Linked DNA regions of Homo sapiens: region 2 is linked to region 1. Evidence: chromatin loops called from intact Hi-C (ENCODE). Cell type or tissue: CD14-positive monocyte. All regions are shown on one strand. Links, peaks and the distances in the headings refer to the core of each region. The heading gives the core; the rest is flanking DNA. Region 1 holds the start of LINC02998 (long intergenic non-protein coding RNA 2998). Region 2 overlaps LINC02998 (long intergenic non-protein coding RNA 2998).

Region 1 (12,359 bases), core at 3,675-6,174:
CTTAGTGCCCTTTGGATTTCCCTCCAATTGCCACTTCCTTAAGTGGAAACGTTCCTCGGGGTTCTAGCTCAAGTCCTCTTATCTTGACAGGTTAGCCTATTCTTGAGGATTCTTATCCATTCCTGTTGGCTTTAAGCATCATCTGTCATCAGAATCTCTCATTTAGATTTTTCTCCCGGATTTCAGGCTCCTTCGTGATCAGAGCTCATTTGTTTGATGGAAAAAGAAACCCACTCAAACTAGTATGCGTGAAAGGGGGTTTCTTGGGTGGAATCAGGGTTACTTGACTGCTGTAAATAGCGAGAATTACACACCTCACAAAGGAGGGACAGAAGACTGGAGAACAAAGCCCAACTTTCTCCACATCCCTCCCCCGTGCCACCTACTCCCCATCTTTCAGCAGATTCCAGGGGAGAAACACCCAGGGACTTCCCCTGGGTTCCCTAAGCTTGCCCTCGAAGGAAGTACAAGCTCAGTTACCTGTCTGTAGTCTGGTCTCTGCTTTCCTCCCAACCCTCATCTCTCTGCTCACTCAGTCACTTTCTAGGTGCCAACCACACCAGCTTTCTTCAAATCCCTGGGGGCCTCCAGCGTGCTGGCCTCCAGGCCCTGGGTATGACTCCTTTCATCTTCCTAGAACAAGCCACCTCCCTTTCCACTTGGCTAACTCCAACTCCTCCAGTACATCATAGCGTACATCCACTTCCTTTTGAAAGTGTTCCTGCTCACCTATACTCCGCCGCCACCACAATTCTGAGTTTATTATTCTGGATTTGGGGCTCCCAGCACCCAATGTTTCCCACATCATGCACCCACACTGTGTGGCATTTCCATCTATTCTTCCACGCCCCCCACTGAGCTGAAAAGCTGGAAGCATCTGTGGGACACAGCTGAGCTTGGTAAGGTGTGTTTGTTAAAAATCACAGGAACCTTTGAGCTAGCACAGGCCAGTGTCAACCTCAGTACTACTGACATTTTGGGCGGAATCGTTCTTTTGGGGGAGAGCTGTCTCGTGTGCAGCACAGGATGCCACACAGCACTGTTGGCCTCTACCCACCAGATGCCAGTTACACTCTCCCCTCCCTCAGTCAAGACAAAAAAAAGTCTCCAGATGTTGCCAAGTGTTGCCAAAGTGTTGCCAAAATTGCTCTTGGTTGAGAACCACTGGTTTAGGCTAACAGGGGTGTTTGTCACAGGGATACTGGTGAGAACAAGGGGCTGATGTCGTTAGGGATTCCAGCAAGTGGACTTCCTGTGTTCCCCAGAATCTTGACTTAGGGGCTGAAACAGCTCTGCAAATGGTGTCTGCCTGGAGTGTGGTCTGTGGACTATGAAGAGCAAGGTGCAACCAGCAGGAGCTGATGCCCACGCATCAGGCAGGTCGTGGAGGCCACGCAGGAGAGTTGGGCTTTCTCCTCCTCACATGTTGGATGCAGACAGGAAGCAACATGGTGATATTTGCAATGTAGACAGATGGAGGCAGCAATGTGAGCAGATGTGCAAAGGGTGGAGGTTTAAGACAAGAAGTCTGGACTCTCCATTAGAGGGCTGCAAGATAGGCTGTCACAATGGTGTGAATGAAAAATGTGAGAGCTTCAACTGAGGCAGCAGTTATGCCACCTTCTCCCTCTTAGTATTTGTGGTAATGCTCGGAGAAGTACACTTTTTAACCTTTTTATTTGGTAATTTGTTTCTTCTTGGTAGGAACAAAGACCTGGATACAAGCAAGGAAAATAGGGTACTTAACTAATTTCCTAGGCTACCTTAAAAACTAAGAGAAATGGAAAATTTGATGGAGAAAAGAAACATTGTAATTTGTTTGTCATAAATTACATTGTAATTTAAATGTGAGACATTAGAACAATTTAGTTTTTATTCCTGCCTATATTATTACATACCATTCTTCCTTGTTTTGAAACTCTTAACTAGGTGAGGCAGAGCTAGAAATTGTCTCCTTATATACTTTTCCTGAACAAAGGAATTCCAAATTTTTGCTGGCCTCATAGCTTTTGGAGTAAGGTTTTACAGGTATGATAAGGAGACTAAGTTCTGGCCTGATATAGCAGAAGTGAGGAATGTGATTCTTAGAAGTTTTCCTAAAGGGAGGAAGTGAATTCTTTGTTCTGTTTTGCACTGGCTTGAAGGCAGACATGGTGGCTGGCGCTTCAGTAACTATATTGGGCCATGAGCTGAAAGCACGTGTTGAGGATGTGGCACCGCAAAATAAAGAAGCCCCGCTTCCTGATCCTGCAGAACAAGGGCCAGCAAACTTTTTCTCTAAAGGGCCGAATCTTCAGTTTCGTAGACCCTACAGGTCTCTGTCACCACTAGTCAATTCTGCCATTTGAGAGTGAAAATATCCATGGAAAATATAGAATAAATGAGTTTCTAATGTTCCAATTTGTTTTTCGATAAAACTTTATTTATGGACATTGAAATTTGAATCCCTTATAATTTTCTTTTTTTAAAATTCTATGCAAGGAAACAGTAGAATCTCTCATCATTTTCAGCCATTTAAAAAAGGAATAATAATTCCTAGCTCCAAAGCTATACAAAGACCCTGGGGCCAGATTTGGCATGGGGCATGTTTTGTCCACCCCTGAAATAAATCACCATACAGCCCCAAATTGTTGATCTTTAGGCTTTACCTACAGGAAAGAGACACTTTGGTGTTGCTTCTGCTAGATGGAGTTTGCTCTGATTCAGCAAAACGAATTCCTGACTTATGATTACTAGATGCAGCAGCCCCTGGGGGTGCTCCACCCACACGCAACCCATATCAATTCTTTTCCAGCTCCGTGCACCCTTCCGGGTTTCTGTGGCTTGCTTCCAAGGCTCAAACTTGCAACTCTCTTTTAAGATAACCTTAGGTCCACTGGCACCTGTGGCTGGAAAGTTGGAAGTGCCTGAGAATTTACATGCCCTCTGGGCAGCCCTTCCCTAGAGAACTTCAAAGCCTCGCTGACTTTTGCATCTGGACGAACTCAGACAGAATTTTTACCCTGGAGTTCCCCTGTAGAATCAGGCACAGGCCTCCCTCCTCAGGACTTTGCCTGACATCACACCTTTGTTTGGTTTGCTCCCGGCTCCTGTCCTGTTTTTCCTGCTCTTTCCTGGACTTCCTATGGGAGCACTTCCTTCACAATTCACGTGCACATAGCCCTTGTCAAGGTCTACTTCTGGAAGCTTCAATCTAAGCCATAGTAATCATCCTTGCTCAAGGAGATTTTTCTCCAGACTCCAATAAAACAGAAGAAACAGCAGTCTCCTCTTTACAGAAATAAAAAGGAGTGTTCTAGCTAAAGCCCTTTTTACAGAGCAGCATAATGGGTAAGAGCAGGGGCTCCAGAGTCAGCCTGCTTATAAACAGTCTTTTGGAGCCTCAAGATTCCTCATCTGTAAATTGGAGCTAATGACAATGACAGCACAGGGGTTGTGTTGAGGCTATGTTGAATATCATGGCACTTACACATCCCATCCAGCACACAAGAAACACTCCATAAAAGTTAGTTACTATGAGCATCATTAATATGTTGTCTGAGGCATTTTGACACAACCACTGCTACTTGTAAATTCCAACACAGAATTTTCTTGGTACATAATAGAAAAACAAGTGCTATCTGCTGCTCTGTGAGAAGCTGATGATGAATTACCAAATAAGATTTTCTACTTTGTAGGTATATTTGAATATCAGTATGTCCAATTAATTCAGTATAAATATAAAGGACACATCCTGCTTGAAAATGTCAGCAATAAGTTAGGCAAATGGCTGCATTCTGAAACCAGGCATACCTGGACCATACTCCCAAATATGCTGCTCCTGTAGAGACTTCAGTATTGATTTACCCAATCAGATTGCCAATACTTACCTCCTAAGGTTATTGTGAAGATTAGACAAAACTCTGCATAAAAAACACTTAGCTACTCTTTATTAGGAATTTACTATGTTCCCGGCACTGTGCTATTGTTATCCATGCCCAATTCCCCGGAAGAGAAGTGGAAAGATTCCATACATCACTGGGATACCTTTACCCTGATGACAAAGGCAGCAATGGCACCGACTCCCAGAAGATAATCTTTTAGAAAATAATCACCTGGTTTTTTCCTCGGCCATTAGCCTTCTTGGGTCAGTTTGCTAGAAACCAACCCCCCAACAACAAAGAAACTCCAAGGAAAATGAGCCTCTTCATTGCTGCTGAAAGCAGGGGGAACTGCGTCCTCTTACAGGCTCTTTACTATGGTTGATACAAGTGAGTCTCCATTTTTTAGCTTCAGTACCATCCAGTCAATGCTTTGTAGGAAGAGCTGCATGTCGGAGTGTTAACCCGCCAGTGTTTGTGCATCTCTCTGGGAGCCCTCCTGGCAGAGCCCTCCTCTGCACCAGCACAGAGGTCTGATGTGGGACGGTCAGGCTATCAGAGCTCAAAGAGAAAACAAATCTCTTCTGTATAGGCCAGGAAGGCCTCACCAAGGAGCCTTTTTGCTCTGCTTGGGAGGGAATGGAAAGAAAAAAAGGGAAAACCACACCCTTCGAAGGCCTCAGTAAATATTTGAAGCGTGCCTAGGTTTGGCCAAATGAGAACTCCCCTTATTTAAGTATTTATGAAATGATCAAATAGCAGGATTGTATTTCCATGAGCTAGAGAGTTCTTATTTAGTGACACAGATTTTTTTTTTGTTCAAACTTTTTTCTTTTTTTGCCACATTCAGCAATTGCTATCAGATGCTGAATGTCTGTGGTCACATACTCAGCTTCCTGTTTATAAATGCGCTCTGTTTTCAGTGAGTCAGCAGTTTCTTGTTCTACAGAGAGGTAAAACTGGTGGTGTCAGGGCCGTGGGGGGTTGAATGAGCTTTGTGAATGGCCCAGTGTGTGCTGGGCCTCAGGATTTGTGTGAACAGGTACTCACACTGTCTGTGGCTGTCCATAAGCTGAAATAATTCAGCCCAGTGAGTTTGGTGGTTTCTCATCTGATTCTGTCCAAGCGAAACAAAGCCAGACACTAAAGTGGTAAGGACAGACATTAACCAGTAATAACTATTGCAATAGGGAAGAGTCCAATGTAAACTGAACTCAGCTTCAATTTGTGCAGAGGTGACTGGACTTTTTTTTTTTTTTTTTTTTTGGAGACGGAGTTTTGCTCTTGTCACCCAGGCTGGAGTGCAATGGCACAATCTCGGCTAACTGCAACCTCCACCTCCCAGGCTCAAGTGATTCTCCTGCCTCAGCCTCCTGAGTAGCTGGGATTACAGGTACCTGCCATCACACCCGGCTAATTTTTTGTATTTTTAGTAGAGATGGGTTTTGCCATGTTGGCCAGGCTGGTCTCGAACTCCTGACTTCAGGTGATCCATCCGCCTGGGCCTCCCAAAGTGCTGAGATTACAGGTGTGAGCCACCATGCCTGGCCAGACTAGGCATTTTTAGGGAAGAATGAGGGAATAGGAAGGAGGGCAAACAGAACCAGTAGGGTCAGGGAAGTGAAAAATTACGAAGGGCTGTTCAGTATAAATGCAATCAGACCAGCTGTGCCTGCTAGCTGGCAGTTAGGAAAGTTAGGATTCTATCCTCTCTGAGACTGGGAGACAGAGGTCCTTACCCTTCCTGATGATTACATTCAAAGGAATAGCTTTCAGGGCCTTGAGAAACACACTCCTGGGTTGTAGGAGATACATATACATCTCAAAGGTTACAGAGAACTCAAAATTGCCCTTCTTAGTAAGTGCTCTACGAAAGAGTGGTCAGGCTAGTTCCAGGTGTGGGCTAGAGCAAGCAGTAAATCCCCCTGGGCAGCCTTGAGTTTTCTCAGGCAGGCATCCTTAAGGGGGTAGGAGCATCCTGGGGATGTGGCCTTGAGGTATTGGAAACCTTATTAGCGATTGTGCAAGTGTTTTAGAGCAAGGCTGAGGCCTGGCTGAGAAGAGGGCTCAGAAGAGCCTGACTAGAGTTTGCTCAAGGTCAGAGTCTTTGTCACTGTGAGGCAGCCCAGGGTCTGTCTTTGGCACTTCACTCACTTGCTTTGGTGCTACTGCTTCCTGACCTCGCCTACCAGTCCCGTTGTCAGCTGCAGTGGCCTCCAGCTGCCAGGTGGGCTGGAACTTCAAACGACTGATGTCCTTGAAGAGCCTGGGAGTTCTGGACTTTCCTGCCTCCCCTCCCTTGGCCCCAGCACACACTGCTCCATCTGCCCCTCCTTCCACACCCTCTTGTAAGCCAGCTCCACATCGCCTTTGGAATTCGGTTTTTCCTTCATCTCTTCGTGTGAAAGCCTCCCCTGAGCTCCAGTACCTGGGTTTGGCATTCCCACAACACCAAGCTCTTCTCTCCTGGAGCATTTATTGCACTGTATTTCAGAGAATAGTTAAGCACTGGTTTCCCCCACTAAACTGTAAGCCATAGGAGAGCAGGGACTAGGTGCAATTCAATCAGCAGGTGCTTACTAAGTGCTTGCTGAGGAGTGGATGGGTGGTACCTGTCCTTTGATGCCTCCTCTCAGGACCCTGTTCTTAATGATTGGGAACACAGGCTCTGGGTTTGAATCCCAGCTTTTCCAATTACTCGCTGTGTGACCTTGAGCAAGGTGCTTCACCCCTCTTTGCCTAAGTCATCTCGACTGTCAGGAGGGTAGATGATGATCTCCATCTCACCGGCTGTGAGGGTTAAAGGTGTTGTATGTGTACCTGCTTGGAAGAGAGCCAGGCACAAGGAATCTTCAGTATTATTACCATTGTGTGTTCCAAGGAGGCCATCGGCTACTCTGCCAATGATTCATTGAGTGAATAAACGCCCAACAGGGCATTGGCCTTTACTGCTTCTGTTTTCTAACCGAGAAGAATGACTTTGAGAAACTCAATACCTTACTCCCCACCGAAGCCTGGCTGGCTGGTGTTCTGATGTGGGGCAGGTGCCACGTGGAGCCATGGAAGCTGAAGGGCAGAGCTGTACCTGGCCAGGACACTGCCTCCGCCTCAGCAGCTTCCCTCTCTACTCTCCCATCTCTGTTTCCCCCAGAATTGCCTGCGCTCAGGTGCAGCTTTCCTCCCCTGCCCGTTCCAACCTGGACCCTCCCCACAAACTCTCTCACACTCTCTCTCTGTCTCTCTATCACTTACACCCTCGCACGCACATCCTTGCAGGCACACTCACACTCTCACATGCACACTTTCACGTGTATATTCTTACACTCACACACATTCTCATACACACTCATGCACACTCACACACACACTCATTCTCACACTGTCTCACACTGTCTTCATCATTCACACGTACACAGTCACAAACACTCACACACTCTCACGTGCACATTTACGCTCCCATATACTCTTACACCCACACACGCACACACTTTCTCATGCACACTCACATATACACACATTCATACTCTCAACTTTCTCCTTGTCTCTCCCATGTACACACACACACTTTCTGATGCACTCACACTCCCACATGAACATTCACACTCTAACTCATATATTCTTACAAGCATACACACACACACTTTCTCATGCACACACACCGTCATATGCACACTCACACATGTTCATACACTGCCTTATGCTTTCTATTTGTCTCTCCCATGTACACACACACACACTTTCTGATGCACTCACTCTCATATGCACACTCATGCACACTTACGCCCACACTTACACACACTCTCACACTGTCATCCACAAAACAACAGGAGCTAAGATCACCAGTGGCCTCTGTGCCATGGAGGCCCAGGACATTTTCAGTCTGCAGTTCCCCAACCCCTCCCAGCAGCATCAGAGTTGCTGGGTCCCCTTCCCTGTCAGGACACTCTCCCTCCTTGGATTCCAGGGCCCAGCGTTCTCCTGGTTTTCCTCCCACCGGTTCTCTGTCTCCTTTGCAGGTCTGCCCTTCCTTACTCGGCCAGTAAGTTCACAGACTCTTCCTCCTCTCTCTTCCTGCCCTCTGCCAGGACATCTGGCATGTGGCTCCAAATACCAGGTACAGGCAAACAGATCATGAGCAACCTCCTTCCTTATACCTGCTCTTCCTTTTACCTGGAATGTATCCTACTTCTAGGTCTCTGTTCAAACGTCACCTTGTCAGAGAGAACATCCCTGGCCACCAGAACTAGAATAGCCCCTTACTCCTTCTCACCATCTATCCCATTAACCCTGGTTTAGTTTTCTTTCTTCCCTGTTACTGCCTGAAATACTCTATATTTGTTTATTATCTGTTCATCCCTACTAGAGGGTAAGCTCTGGGAGAATTTGCAGCAGATACTAGTCTAGGTGCCAGAGACATAGCAGCAAACAAAAATGTTAAGGTCTTAATGAATACTTGAAAAAGTGTGTGAATGAAATGAAATTTTAGCTACAGCATTCCTCCAAGCTCCAGAGCAATAGAGTCAATCACTGACTTGACAGCTTCTCCTGGATGTCTCAGCAGTATCTCAAACTAAGTCTCTCTAGACCAACAGAACTTTCTATGACAATGGAAATAGCCTATATCTGCACTATCCAATGGGGTAGCCACTAGTCACATGTGACTGGAGCACTTGAGATGTGTCAAGTGTGACTGATGAGCTGAATTTTGAATTCCATTTATTTTTAATTAAACCTAAAATGTAAAAAGCCATATGTAGCCAGGGGCTGCCATGTGGGGCTGTGTAGTTCTTATCCGAACTGATGATCCTCTGCCCACACCTGGTCCGGTGGTCTCGACCTTAACAAATGGCACCACTATCCACCCAGATGAGAAAGCCGACAGTGAGGAGTCATTCTCGACCAGCTGCCTTTCCTGTGAGTCAATCCATCACCAAGTCCTATTGATTTTGCCATATATATATATTTCCATTAATTCCACTGCTGACACCACCCCAGAGGAAAATACATCATCTCTCATCTTGATTAAAGCCTCTTAACTGAATTGTTTACTCCACTTTCCCTTTCTCCGATTCAGTCTCCATATTCCTCCAAAGGGAGCCACAATGCATGGGGTGCACCCTGACCTTGCATCACCCATTCATGCAATCGAATATCCTTCAGTGGATGGCTTCTTTGGATGGCCTGCATGTTCCTGCAGGGGGCTGAGTCCTGCTCATCTTCACTGCAGGCTCTCTGCCACTCTCTCTGGGCTCCAGCCACAGAGGCGTTGTTTCAGTCCCGCATTTGGGTCATGCTCCCTCCCACCACAGTGTTAGTCTCCTCTGATCACAGGCAAGGTCACATCCCTATTACATGTTTTCACACCACATACCTGTCCTTGGCACTTGTATAGTTATGTAGCAATTAACTAACGTTTTCCTTTCCTACTGGACGGTAAGCTTCCTGGAGCAGGAACCTTATGTGTTTTCGTGGCCACTTAGCAATATCTGTCTAATAGTAGAAGCTCCATGAATATTGTTGAGTAAATGTATAGCCAGATAGTCTTTTGAGATAATAACTATGTTTTTCTTTCTTTCTTTTTTCCTGTTGCCCGATTGAGTCAATGATAGTGGATACAGCTTAGAACAAAAGAGTCAACTGGGGAGACCGGCTTGGGAAACATGGCAAAACCCCATCTCTACTAAAAATATAAAAATTAGCAGGGCACGATGGCACACACCTGTAATTCCAGCTACTTGGAAGGCTGAGGCATGAGAAGCTCTTGAACCCAGGAGGCGGTGGTTGCAGTGAGCCGAGATCATGCCACTGCACTCCAGCCTAGGTGACAGAGGCAGACGCTGTCTCAAAAAAAAAAAAAAAAAAAAAAGAGTCAATTAGCTACCTCAATGAATGTTTTAAACCCATAGCAAACACGTGTTAAAAGGATGCTTGAGAAAACAAACATTTTTTAAATCTCAGCTTTGAATTAGCGAAGTCTATGTTCTGGTTATTGTAGCCATGTGATAAATCATCCGCAAACCTAATGACATAAAGCCATGGCTATTTTTATCATGCTCACAGATCCTGTTATAGGTGAAATTGTGACCTCTCCATCAAAATTCATATGCTAAAGTCCTAACACTCGGGGTACCTTAGAATGTGCCCATAATTAGAGGTAAAGTCTTTACAGTGGTAATTATGTTAAAATGAGGTCACCAGGGTGGGCCTTAATCCAATAAGACTGCTCTTCTTTTTTTTTGGACATAGACATACAGAGGGAAGGCTCAGGGGAAAGACAGCCCTCTACAAGCCAAGGAGAGAGGGATCTGAAGAAACTAAACCTGACAGCACCTTGATATTGGATTTCTAGCCTCCAGAACTGTGAGAAAATAAATTTCTGTTGCTTAAGCCACCCAGTTTGTGGTATTTTGTTATGGAAGCTCTAGCATACTGATGCAGATCTCATCAGTCAGAAATTAGGAAAGGACTCCACGGTGACAGTTGATCTCTGCTCTGTGATACCTGGAGCCCCAACTGGGAAAACTCATAGGAAGGGGGTGACCCTATGACTGGAGGGCTGCAGTCACAGGCAAGCTTGTTTATTCACATTTGTGGCACCTGACTTGGTGGTATGTGTTGAATTTGTGTCCCCCAACTCACCCTTATTCATATGTTGAAGTCCAAGATCCCATTATCCCAGAATATGACGTTAATGTAAATAGGATTGTTGCAGATTTAATTAGTTAAGTTAGGATTAAGGTCACACTAAAGTAGGATGGCCTCTAATACACCATGACCGCTCTCCTTATGAAAAGGGGAAAGTTGGACACAGGCCCACACACACAGGGAGAACTTCACGTAAAGATGAAAGCAGAGACCAGGTGCAGTGGCTCACGCCTGTAATCCCAACACTATCGGAGGCCAAGGCGGGCACATCACCTGAGGTCAGGAGTTCGAGACCAGCCTGGTCCAACATGGTGAAACCCTGTCTCCACTAAAAATACAAAATTAGCAGGACTTGGTGATAAGCGCCTGTAGTCCCAGCTACTCGGAAGGCTGAGGCAGGAGAATCATTTGAATCTGGAAGGCGGAGGTTGCAGTGAGCTGAGATCATGCCACTGCACTCCAGCCTTGGTGAAAGAGTGAGACTATGTCTCAAAAAAAAAAAAAAAAAAAAAAAAAAACAGAGACTGGGTGATGCAGTAGAAGCCAATGAACACCAAAGATTGCCAGCAAACCACCAAGAGCTGAGAGAGGCATGAAATAGATTTTTCCTTGCAGTCTTTAGAAAAAACCAACTCTGCCAACATCTTGATCTGAGACTTCCAGCCTCCAGAACTGTGAGACAACACATTTCTGTTTGTCTCAGTGTTGTACAAGCCACTCAGTTTGCAGTACTTCGTTACAGCAGCCCTGGAGAGAGAACACAATCAGGAAGACTTCGGACCAGCACACCTATCCATGGACTTTCTGCGTATCTTCCCATGGACATTTCTGGCTTCAGGGCAGTCGGACTTCCATGACAGCTCAGGATTCCAACCACGTGTGTGTTCCAGTGAACAAGGCAGAATTTGCATCACAATTTATGACTCAGTTTTGGAATTTATTCACTGTCACTTCTACCATACTTTATTATCAAAGCACCTCACTAATTCATCCAGATTCGAAGGGAGGAGGGTTAGTCTCCATCTCTTCACGAGGGAGTGGGAAGATCCCATTGTAGACGACCATGTGAGATGAGAGATATTGTTGTGGCCACTTTGGAAAATGCAATCTGTCACTACCCAGAACTTGAAGAAGAGAGCATAAAGCATTCAACAATAGATAGAAAGAGACTAGATGAAGAGCTAGACCTATGCCTTTCTTGGGTGGAGACAGATAGAGAGTTGAGTTCTCACATCCTGAGAAAGGTGCGAGAACTCTACTCACTGCTGAGTTAAAGCCCTGGCAGTGACAGTGAAGGAACGAGACCCAGGACATATCTAGGAGGATGCCAGGGATGGGGACCTGAGACTTGCTGCCCAGATACAGTTCAGGAGATGCTAGTCCCACAGAGAAGCTCCTTACCACCACAGTGCCAGTGTGGTAGAATGAGAAAGGCTGAACGAGATATCTAGGAAGACATGCCTGAGGGCAGCCACAGAAAACCCCTACCACTCTAGCACTGGTTGGAGACAGCACACAAGAGTTCTCCTGGGAAGTGTCCCCTGGGGACAGGGTGTGTGGATGTAGCCCTGAGAGAACCAAGGACATTGGCAATGGGGGCCAGCTCCTTGATAATTCTGCATTTTTAGTGCCTTTAACTGTGGTTTTTCAGTGACACTATTCTGAGGTTTGCTTTGTTATTTTTAAATTAACATTTGATTGATTAAAATTACAAATTTTAAAACCTACTTCTACCTTTTGCTTTTAAGTGAAGCTTGTGAATAAAGTTTGCTAGTCTTGCAAACATTTATATTTGAACAATTACTTTTTAGGGGATTTTTGCTTAATATGTGATCCATTTACAAAGTTAAATAC
Region 2 (12,359 bases), core at 5,866-8,365, 71 kb before region 1:
TGTCTGAAGACAGGGACACTGTCTCGTGCCCTCTTGAATCCCAAATGCAAAGCATAGGTATGGCACAGTCATCTTCTGGAGGTAGGAATCTCCATCCTGCATTAGACTGGACCAAGATCATGCACTATTCATTTCTGAATCTCAGAATCATGATGGCCTGGAGTGGCACTGAATATGTGTTTAATGGCTAGACTTAAATGGCACGGGTGACAGAGACTGCTTGCTATTCCCTAGTGATATTTTTAACTTATAAGATTTTTACCTTGACACTTAGCTAACTGGAACATTTCTCAGCTTTATAGCCAGCTATGGCCAAGTGATCATGTTACAGTCAATGAAATTTGAGTGGAAGTGTCATGTGGTAGATTCTAGAAACCTTTGTTAAGAGATGGATGCAATGTGCCCTTTCTTTGGATTCTGTCTCCTATCTTCCAGTTTGGAATATAAATGCCTTTAGTCGTGTGTCATCAGAATCCCAGTGCAGTACCCTGGGACTAGTAACAGTGAGAAAGTGTTACCACTCCAGGCCTGGGGCAAAAGAAAGGAGACGTTAATTGGTATCTGGAAGAAGAGTGTTCTTTGAGGGCCTCCCATCAGGAGCCATAACTTTCTATGGAAAGAACTAGCAGCCTGCAGGGACGTAGCTAAGAAAATAAATATCTGACCCCTCACCCTTCTGCATCCTCAAATCAATGCTCCCTATAAGCTGAACCAACCAGAAATCAGAAAATAAGGGAGCCCATTGATGTGAAGCTTGGAGGCCCATCTCCAAGGGAATAACAGGTGGAGTAGAGATATCTAGCACACCTGGGTAGACCTGCTTTCTCATTTTTAAGATAAGGGAATTAGATTAAATGATCTCTACTATTCTTTCTGGTTGTAATATTTCAGTGGATTTTCTCCATTCAAGCATTTTACAAGCCTTCCTGTTACCTACAGTCAGGCATTCCTGAGCATCAGGTCTTATAGACCAATGTTCCCAACTCAAAATTATATTAATTGATGAAAGGAAGACAACTAGAACAATGGGTCATATTAAAGAGCCCATAAACAGACCCACACATATATGAACAATTGATTTTATGATAAAAATAGCACTGTAGAGTAGTGGCAAAAGGATTATCTTTGTAATAAATCATGCTAGGTCAATTGTATTCTTACACAGAAAAAAATAAATATTAACCTGTACCTCATACATAATTATATTTGGACTATGAACCTAAATGTAAAATAAACAAAGCTCCTAAAGAAAACATAAGAAAGTATCTTCGTGACATTGCTATAAGGTAAAAGAATGAACAAAAGACTTGAAAGAGCATTTCATAAAAGAAGCATATCCAAATGGCCAATAAACATAAGATAAGGCATCTAACTTCACTGGTTATCACCAAGATGACTAACATTACAAAGATTGACAGTAACACATGTTGATGAAGATGTGGAGCAACTGGAACTCTCATACTCTGCCAGCGAGTATGAAAATTGGTATAGCCACTTTGGAAAACTGTTTTCTAGTATCTACTAAAGTTGAACATATGTAAAACCTATGGCCCAGAACAAATAGGTCTATCCACAAAAGATATGCATGTGTATATTCACTGAAAAACAAATACAAGAATATTCATTACAGCATTATATGTAAGGGAGAAAAACTGGAAAAATGAAAGTGGAAACCAAGAGTACAGTGGATAGAAGACTTGAGGTGTGTTTACATAATTAAATGCTAATATAGAGCAATAAAAATGAATGAATAATTGCTACATGCAACCATGAGGCTGAAACTCATGAAAAGTACATAGAAAAGCAAATACTGAATGATTACTTTTACCTAGATTAAAAACAGGCAAGCAATAATGGTGTCAGAAAGCAGGGTTATGTTTACCTTTTGGGAGGATATAGGGATTGGGGTCGGGGCAAGAGGACAGCTACTGGGGTGCTGGTAACTTTTTGTTTGTTTGATCATGGTCATGGTTCTATGAGTGCGTTTACAGCAAAAGCTCTTTGAGCTATACAGTGATTTCTGCCTTTTTTTTTTTTTTTGAGGTGGAGTTTTATACTTGTCACTCAGGCTGGAGTGCAATGGTGTGATCTTGGCTCACTGCAACCTCTGCCTCCCAGGTTCAAGCAATTCTCCGGCTTCAGCCTCCTGAGTAGCTGGGATCACAGGCACGGGCACCATGCCCAGCTAATTTTTGTATTTTTAATAGAGATAGGGTTTCACCATGTCGGTCAGGCTGGTCTTGAACTCCTGACCTCAGGTGATCCTCCCACCTCAGCCTCCCAAACTGCTGGGATTACAGGCATGAGCCACTGTGCCCAGCTGGCTTGTGCTTATTCTTATAAATAGAGACTTAGAAATTTATCGACTTCAGTAAGTAAACGTTATCATTGAATACATTTTTTTTTTATAAAAGCTGGAGCAAGAACCTGAACACTAGTCCTTCCATATTCAATAGTAATATAAGGATCAGGACAAGAGCATGTCTGTGTTGCCATTGAGGAAGTAACAACAGTGAACACTTCCAAAGAAGATTTCTTTGAACAGATGTTCAAAACCAAAAAGGTTTCCCAAGTCATTTGTGAAACCAAATTTTCCTGCAGTCTGGAGTCCCGGGTATTGTGTCAGGAATCATATGCAATGAGATCATTTTCTTTTGCCCACATTTCTGCCTGATAAAGAAAATAAATCTATTTGACAGAGCAAAGAATTGCCTCATATGAAAATACACTGAGAAAAAGGCAGCATTATTCTCAACTCCTAATGCCTAGGAGAAAAATGATATGAGGTTTAAAAGAGTTTTCTGCCCTGAGAAAGGTTCAATTTTTACAGATTCTCTCAGCAATTAGTGCATTTATGAAATAAATTCTGGGCCATCCACAAGCTAATTCCAACAAGTATTGTAAGTGGCTTTACTGAAAAGACATATCAAAATAATGACAAAAACAACAATGATAACCACAACACCCCAAACAAGAGCCATGTTGATGACAAGAGGGGTTAGAGGTAGTTTTAATATAAAATCTGTCTATGCTAAAGAAAGTTAAACTAACTGAGCACCACACTTAACTATTACCCTCCTGGTGGCCAAGGCAAAAAGAAACCTCATAAATTGTTTAGCTCATTAAAAAGAAAAAAAAAAAAGAAAGAAAAAGGAAGGAAGGAAGTGTGCTAGTGCAACATGAGAGACAAACATTCCTAGAATAGTAAGAGAAAGTAATCAGGAGGGTTTGTTTTACATATGGTTTTAAACATCATAATAGAATTTGTCATTATAGGAAGTTTTATAGTATATATGAAACATTCTCAATTATCCCTGGCAAAAGGCAAAGGCATAACAACATTAAGTCGTGGTTTCTTAAAGGTACAATGTAATCAATGAACTCCTGGCTTTGAAGCAGTTGTGTAGTGTCCTGGAGGATGTGAAGAATTTGTGTAGCCTGAGTTTCCTTGGTCACACTACTCTGGGCAAAGTTAGAGTAACCAGCAGGGTCTGTCTGGCCCTGCCCCTCATCAACACTGCAGAATCCCTCTAGCTGCTCCTGGGAACCCCCAGGGGATGGCACATGTGTGCTCACCATATGGCCCTTTCAGCTACCATATGACCCTGCACTCAGCTTCCCCCTGCTACAGCTCCCTGCAGTGATGTTTGTGTTGGGGCATGATGGACCCACCCCCAATGAGGACACTGACACCTCCAACCTGCTATGGCTATGCTTCAAAGCCACAAAATGTATCCCCTGCTGCTGGAGCTGTTGGCACTGACCCTTCTCTGTCTCTCTCACACCCACCAAATGTGATGCCTCCCTCTCCTTCTTCTGCCCGGATTGGGGCGAGGTGGCCACAGTGCAAATTCTGTTTTTTCTGGACTCCATACAACTCCAATCTCAACCCCAACCAGAAGGCACCATAACACTTTCTTGTGCTCTCCTCTGGACCATCCAAAAGCTGCCTTCTGGGCTGCCTGACAGTCATATTCTTAGTCTTACATGTTCCTACAGCGTCTCTTCTTTAGGAGCCAACTGTGGGGGGCTAGACCAGAAATGTTCTGATTTTGAGAAAAGCGTGAAGTTTATGAGTTTTACTTTCTGATATGGGTCTATTACCTTGAACCAAGCCAGTATGCCAGGCTTTATATCCCTAAAATACGCCTTTCCCAAAAGGAGGACCATCTTCCAGGAATGTCCAGGCATGTGTGAATCCAGGAGGAACATGGCGTGAACCTCAGCAGAGACTCCACCCATATTAGCATGTCCTTAATAGCTCCCCAATGTTTGTATTTACTGCCTAGATCTTGTCCAAAGCCAGGCTTTTCCAGAAAGTGCACATTCCTCTTCTGATCTTGCATCGTGCCAGAGAGGCAGCTCTGTTTAAATAGCAATAGTCATAGTTGCTTAATGCCTGTTTCACACCGTATACTGTGAGGCATTATTTCTGCTTTTCACAATCACTGCAAGGAAAGTGCTGCTATTCAAATTTTAAATACAAAGAGGTCAAGTAGAGAGGTTAAGTGATTTCCCCAAGGCCACAATGAGTGGTAAAGCTAAGACTCAAACCCAGATTGGTTGGAATCAAGCCTAGGCTTGTCTTGTGTAATACAGTTCAGTATTACCCAGGCCCTGGAACCGAAATCTGCGTATGAACAGCTCTCTTAGGACATATTCAAATATTTTCATCCTCTTTGCTGAGAATTTAAGAGATGAATGTGGACTCCCAAACACACACAGCCTCTTGAGTCCTGGCATAAAGTCTGTTCTCAGACTTCTTTAGATAGATTTCACACTGTCATCATTTTCTAACCTAGGGTAGCTTCCACCTCAAGTACAATAGGAATATATTCTAGTAGTTGATCAGTTCAAATTTCCTGCATTTCCACGGCTCATTCTTGGCTCAGAAAACCCTGAGCCTACTCAGGCTGAGGGGGACCCCCCTCTTGTGCTTCCAGGTGTCACATGATTGAAACCACTTTTGCAAAGATTATGACAGCAAGAGAGGTCTAGCATGGCTGACTCCATCTTGCTTCTAGTCTCACAGGCTGACTGTCCTTGCTCATTCCTGGGCATACGCCAAGCTAACTATGGAAGGAATTTAGTTTACAGTTTAACTTTAGAACAAGGATGATAATAGTCCCTCCCTAAAACTAACCTCCTTCTTGCTGAGGGACAGAAGCTGCCTTTGTAAAACTAATGAAAGGCCATGAGATTAGGATTATGGAAGGGGCCTGAATTCTGCTAAAATGTAGGCATAGTTTTTATAATCCCTATGCTGGAGAGCATGTGGCCAGAGGCCATAATATTTGTGACTTTCACAATTATTGCTACAGATAACATCACTATTGTATAACCTAATATTGGTCTTTTGAGACGTTTTTCAGACTTTTGCATTCTGGCAACTGACTGACCCCACCTGGACACGTAACTCATGTCTTAATCACACCTGTGGTCACAACCCAGAGGCAGATTCAGCACACGAGGACCATTTTTCACACCCTTATGATTTCATCCCCAACCAATCAGCAGCACCCATTCCCTACCCACCTGTCCACCAAATTATTCATAAAAACTCTAGCCTCTGAGTTCTCGGAGAGGCAATTTGAGTAATAATAAACTCCTGTCCTTCTGCTTGGTCAGTCTTGCATTAACTAAATTCTTTCTTTACTGCAAGACTGCTGTCTCAGTAAATTGGGTTTATCTGTGCAGCCAGCAAGAAGAACCCATCAGGCAATCACATTAATACCCCTGTGAAAGCCCTTTCCCTGAAATCAACATTTCTTGCTATCTTGCTTTTTCCTGTCCCACAGCTCTGTTTCCATTTAGGGATTCCTGTGCAGCTGACTCTCACATCTACCTCCAGGGTGGAGCCTGTGACCATCTTTTGGTCATGTAATTGATTAGCTCAGCTTAGCCACCAGCCCCACCCTGAACCACACTGAGTCTCAGGACATTTTCCAGGAGTGCTGGGGCAAAGACACATTCTTTCTCATGGGATCTGAAAAAGGAAGCATGTTTCTCTGAGAGTTGCTTATGGCCATTTTGGGACTCTGAGCAGGGTCAGCCTTAGAATGCAGCCAGTATCCCAGAAGGCAGGTAGAGAAATGGAAAAGAAACCCAATGGCTGAGCTGCTGGGAGTGAGCTTGTCTTAGGCAAACCTTCCTTGAGAGTTTTCAGTCATGTGAGCCAATCAATTTCCTTCCTGGTTTGAGCCTGATTGAGCCAGATTTTCTGTTGCTTGCAATACAAGCATCTTACATCTACATTTTGCAATAATGGTCAAATTTTTTGTTGTCTCTCTCCCTAGATTGTGAGCTCCTTGATCCCTAAGAGAAAATTGGTTGAAGGAATGAAAGGACAAAAAGATAAAAGGAAAAAGAAATCAGTTGCTCATGTGTGTTGAGGACTTGTTTAAGGCCATTACCATTTAACTAGCTATTCACTGCTCTTCCTGATTCATGGACATTCCAATTAAAGAGCTGGATCCTTTGAGAAATCTTCAATACCAATATCCATGGTCAGGAACAGTGCTCATTTAGCAGAAAGGAGGTCAACTCCACCAGAACTTATGAAATCTGCAGAGCAAGGAATAACTCAGAGAATCTTGCAGATGAACTTGCATTTCTTATCATGTGATAAACAAAGAAACTTTAATTTATCCATCGTAAATCAGGGTCTTGGAAATAAAGCATGGGGAAATGGATGTCTATAGGAGCCCTCTGCAGAAATGTTGCCCCTTGACTCCAAGCTCAGAGAGGCTTGTATTTGAAGATGTCAGCAGCCTCCCGCTCCACAAATGAATCATGAGAAGGAGGGAATGAAGGTGGTTGAAGTAGGTGTGGGCCTTTCATCCTCTACAGTATGCCTATCGTGAGTATCTGATGTTGTTATGTGCACTTATGTGTACTTGCACACATGCACCCATCTAAAACAACATTTTCTGTTGGGAGTTTCAAAAGAAAAAAGTGAAGCTGTTACTGAAGCCCCAGAAGAAAAGATTTGCATAAATGGGGATGGATTTCTTGCAATCTCCCCTGGTGCTGCTTGTCCCAGTCCTTGCCCCACCCACCTACTACACACACAGGAACAGCTCTTCTCTGCAAGAAATGCTAGACAGGAGGAAGTGCCCTGGCCTTGACCTCCTGCTTTCACAGCATCACACATCAGTGGTGGTGAGTGCCGTGGAGGAAGCATTGCATGCATAACTGAGTTAGCAAATAGGAAAGAGGGCTTTCAGAGAGTAGTGGGGAGAAGAGGAAGGGTGGCAGAAAGTATTGCTGCAAGAACTAAGCTCTAGGCCTGGCACTGCCACCATATCTGAGCAAGTCCTTATGCTTCTCTACACCTTGATTTCTTCAATGGCAAACTGGGGAGATTCTGGGTAACAAGATAAGGCATGATGTCTGCTACCACATGGAAATAAGAAGGAGCACAAAAGCCATTTTTCCAGCTCCTCCAGGGTTTGTCCCACCACCACCACCAGCTACCAGGGAGACTGTGCCCTGAATTCCTTCTTTTTTTCCCATAGATGTTCAACAGCCTCCTCCACACTCAGAGTGTCTCATTTCCAGAAGACTCATGACTCCTGCCATGCTGTCCCATCTATGAATAGAGAAAAGGAACATTTACTTGGTACTCCAAAACTGTGGGGATCACAACGCAAAGACCACCTGAAAGAGTGTCACAAAGAAAAATACACCTGTAAAAGGCTACTAACCAGCTATCATCCTATCAACAGCCGCACACTCATTCACTCATTTACTTGTTCAACAAATATTTATGTCGAAGTTAATCACTTACTCAACAAATAATTATACTGCCAGGATCTGGAGGTACAAGAGTAAATAAAGTATAGAAATTCCTTTTTTGCTGTTTAGTTTAGTAGGAGATACAAGTAATAAAGCAACTTTAAAAGCACTATAATTAGATTGCCTTGGATAGAAAGTTATAAAGTACTATTATAGTGCACATCATGGTGGGGGCAGTGGGTTGCTCCTAGTCTGTCCAAAGGAAGGTGGAAGGGTGAGCAGCAGAAGTGATCAGGGAAAGAAGAGGTGGGGTTGGGTCTACAGAGAGTGTTCCAGGCAAGGAACAGCCGGGTGAGGCCTGAAGGTGAGAGTGAGAGAGGACAGGTGGGTTGCAACAGAGATTGTTTGAGGACAAGTGTGTGGAAGCGGGGAAGCCTGAATAAAGTGGTGGTAATAGTGTACTTCGGTAGATTCTTGGGCAAGAGCATGACCTTACAAATATACTTTAGGAAAAAAAAAACAGTCTGTTTTCTATATTCAGCATGCATTGGAAGTGACAGAGACCAGAGGTAGGGAGAAGGGCAAGGGGATTTTAGTAGTAATGAGGACAAGGACCAGAGTGCTATCCCTGAAAACAGAGAATAAAGAACAGGTAGAGCAAAGACATGGAATCAACCCAAATGCCCATCAATGACAGACTGGATAAAGAAAATGTGGGACATATTCACCATGGAATACTATGCAGCCACAAAAAGGAATGAGATCACATCCATTGCAGGGACATGGATGGAGCTGCAAGCCATTATCCTCAGCAAACTAACACAGGAACAGAAAATCAAACACCGTATGTTCTCACTCGTAAGTGGGAGCTGAACAATGAGAACACCTGGACACAGGGAGGGGAACAACACACACTGGGGCCTGTTGGAGGGTGGGGTAGGGGGAGAGCATCAAGATAAATAGTTAATGCACACGGGACTTAATACCTAGGTGATGGGTTGATCGTGCAGCAAACCACCATGGCACACGTTTACCTATGTGACAAACCTGCACATCCTGCACATGTACCCCAGAACTTAAAATAAAAATAAAAATTAATTAAACAAAAAAGAACAGACAACCAATAGGCTGTCTTTCAGCTTAGCCTATGCTGTACTAGGAGAGCCTGGGAGAGAACTCTGTTTAGAAATAAACAAGCCCAGGGATTGCCATCTATTTGCCCTGTATTCACTTGGACTTATTTATCATAGTGCTTTTTCAAACTGTGTTCAAAACTCCCTGGGGTTTTCCAGAGGTGCTTTAGAGACCCAATTCAACCATGTTGGCCTATTTTGGACAAACAAAGGCTTGAAAATCACCAGCATACCTTTTCACAGTGTACATGCTCTGTCCGAGGTCCAGTGCTCTTGGTGGTTATTAAAAGTGGATTTGTGTGTGTGTATCAAGACTGCCACGCACTCTCAGAAGTTCACTCTGTGCCCCCCTTCAAGCCCCTCTTGAAGACAGGAATCTCTCTATTTCTGGTTGTTCTGCCCCTGCCCTCCCTACCTAAATCCAGACCCTACTCAAAAAGGAAAATGGTTTCTCAGCATTCCTCCCCATGTTCATTATCTGGCAGCTCTTCTCTGGAGGTTGGAAAGAATTAATCCATTATTGTTGTCAACACAATCATAATAAGGCATGAAAATGAAGTGATGAGATCTTTTTTTCAGTCAAACCTCTTGAAGAGAAACAGAAAACAAAAACAGCATTTTATCTTTGACTAGAATGATTATTTCTCAAAGGAAATAACTTCAGTCCCGTACTTTGTGGGAGGAAAGGCACAAGATGTGGAGGATGTCCAGGCACTGTGCCTGGCTCACAGACATTGTTCATAAATGTTTGGTTCATAGTTTCTTTCATTCATTCTATAAACATAAACTCTGATCTCTAGGAGGAGGATTTTATTTGCCTCTTGAACTATCTCTTGACAAAGCCAAGTCACCACACAAATGATGCAGGCAACTGCCAGCTGGTTTGCAAATTTCCTGAGTTGCCCAAGTACAGCACAGTGAGCATGAAAATCAAAGGCTCTCAAACCTGGAAGGAACCTTTAAAAATGACCCGAGGTCAATTGCCCAGGAAAATCCCTGCCAAGTGCTGCAAGTTGAGGTTGGAAGTGTCCAGTCTCTCTGATGCAGCCAAGTCTGTCTTTGGACAACTCTGTTAGAAGGCTCTTCCTGATATTGAATTGAAATCTATCACTTCATAGCTTTTCTTTATTCCTCCAATAAATCCTGTATGAGAGACCAGGAGGCAGAACAGAATCATTCAAATCCTCCTTCTTGGCAATCTGTTGAATATTGGAAGACAGGGGCCAAGTTCTCTGAGTCTTCTTTTCTCCAAGGCCTCTGTCTCCTAATCTTTCAAACATTTCCATGGGATAAGATTTTCAAATTATCTTGGTCCTTTTCCCATTAAGAAGCTTTACTTTTCTACTCTTAAAATAGGCTGCCTAGAATAGAAATAATTCCATGTGACTTAACTAGCGCAGAAAGGAACAGACTCTGCTAAATCTGATTTCAGAGACTGCCACTCACTAGCAGCGTGGCTTTGGCAAGTTACTTCCCTTTCTAGGAAACATGGTTTAATATGTAGCCTCAAGTAAAGTGCCTACTACAGTGCCTGGCATAAAGGGGTGTCAATACCTGATATCTACCTATCAATTGCTATTATTCTTCTGTCAATGCAGTTTCAGGTGGCACTAGACCTTAAGGTGATAACATCACACTATTGACTCCTAGGTTTTACCCACAAGTAAATTCAGAGTATTAAGTGGTTTTAATCCATGGCTCCCCCATCCTTTACTCACATTGTGTGTGTGTGTGTGTGTGTGTGTGTGTGTGTGTGTGCCTAAGCATCAAAATTTCCATTTATCTTATAAAATTGTATTTGTTCAATTCAGGTCATTGTTTAATGTGAGCAAATTTAATGAACAAGACTCTATCTTTTTATCTAAGTCTAAAACTAACAAAAATGCCCCCAAGTTCATGGTACAGAACCAAGCCTTGTTACCACTAGAAAACTTTCTTCAGGTTGATCCCTATCTATTAGCCACTATCTTTGAATAAATTAATTCAACCTGTAAATAATTCACTTAATTTCATTTTTATCTTGTGAATAATTTTTCCTCTAAAATAAAAGAATATCATAGCTTTGTCAAATGATTTGGGCAAGTCCAGAAAGACCAGAACTGCTGGGTTTTCTTTCTCTACCAATCTAGTAAACTATCACAGTAGGAAACACATTCTTTGTGAACTCCTATAGCTTTCTCATGATCACAGTTTTCCTGCCTGGATGTTTATAACTTACCTTAATGCCACACTTGGGAACCTCAGTGAGAAACTTTTCTATTTCCTAAAATAATTTTACTCATGAATTAAGGTAATGCTAGCAGTTGAAGCAGATATATCCCCACGTTTTTGTGTCTTAACCCAATAGAAGTTGTTTGTTTCTCATTCATGTCAAGTCTGTAAGGGCTGTTCCTGATCTGCGGGCCATCTTCTCCCCAAGCAGTAAATTCAAGGCTCCTTCCATTTTGCAGTTCTGGAATCTTCCTAATAAACCCAATACAAAGGATAATGCAGGATTAAATGGAAAATATTTCAGTAAAGAGAAGGAAGAGAATTTCAGACTGACAGAGAAATAAAGGAAAGACAAAGGCAGGGATGCAAAGAAGTATAGAGTACATGGCATTTAAACCAGGTGTGTAGGGAAGGCTTCTAGATAGGATCTGTGCCTTCAAGTGAGAGATGCAGATGATTTGTGTGTAAGGCAAGGAGGTAGCTGAGGAATATATACCCTGAACTCACTCTCCCTTTCCAGGGCTCCATATTGTCAAAACTGAACTAGTAGCCAGAGGGAAGGGAGTTTGCTGATGCGATACAGATTAGCTGTCGGGACAGAAAATGGGGAGAAGGGTACATAATGGGTCTGAAAGGCAAACAAAAGATAGCAGCATTTTAGAGGTGAAAACAGTACACTCTGACCTGTGCTTTACAGAGACTAATATGGTAGCAGTGGGAATGAGGATGGGAGGGGGCAGATATTGGAGGCAGGAAGACCTTCAGGGAGGGAGGGCCGGGACAGAGGGGTAATCATAGGACTAGAGGAAAGAGTTGAAAACTGGAATCAGTGAACGGTTAGATATGAGACGCATGAGGAGAGTTGAAGGGGACTCTCAGATCATGGTTTTGAAAGGCAAATGACAAGTTCATCTGGGGACATGTTGAGTATAATTTGTTTTGGGACATCCATATGGAGATATTCTGAGTCAACTCAGCCCCGGGGGAACTGATTTTGTCATCTGGCTCTGCTCCTTTCTGGAAAGCTCTCAAAAATACATGGATAGTTAGACCTGGTTCAAAGCAAAATCTTAGATGCCTATCTTAATCATCTTTCTCTTAAAAAAATCTGGGGATAAAAAGCATTTTATATGAATTCTATATCTTTAAAATTTTTTTATTTGATGCTATATTGCATTTGTTTACAGAAGATGCATGTTATGGATGAGTATAGGGTAACATGGGATACCTGAAATTTAAATTGAACGTAAAAGTGCATGTTGGATTATCTCCCAAAGG

Evidence for each region. Hi-C counts contacts between places; a loop is a spot of excess contacts. Peaks named below come from ENCODE experiments on the same cell type or tissue, not always from the same donor. Only the 100,000 strongest peaks of a DNase experiment are listed, where the experiment ranks them.
Region 2: it touches region 1 in a loop (2.5-fold over the local background); 3 of 110 quality-filtered maps call a loop at or near these places.

The regions. Positions count from the first base shown.
Region 1 is chr5:54,739,765-54,752,123 of GRCh38, forward strand. It overlaps LINC02998 (long intergenic non-protein coding RNA 2998), which reads right to left and starts at 4,494. Exons shown (of 3, transcript NR_104658.1): 1 at 4,095-4,494. RefSeq lists an enhancer at 4,716-4,860 and a cis regulatory region at 4,783-4,793. In CD14-positive monocyte, for the core only: no CTCF peak of the experiment used is centred there; a DNase peak (open chromatin) is centred at 4,777; H3K4me3 peaks cover 1,671 bases; H3K27ac peaks cover 2,351 bases.
Region 2 is chr5:54,666,871-54,679,229 of GRCh38, forward strand. All of the region lies in intron 1 of LINC02998 (long intergenic non-protein coding RNA 2998), which reads right to left. Among named protein-coding and RNA genes, the nearest start is that of LINC02998, 71 kb to the right of the region's middle. In CD14-positive monocyte, for the core only: no CTCF peak of the experiment used is centred there; DNase peaks (open chromatin) are centred at 6,191 and 7,161; H3K4me3 peaks cover 1,770 bases; H3K27ac peaks cover 2,500 bases.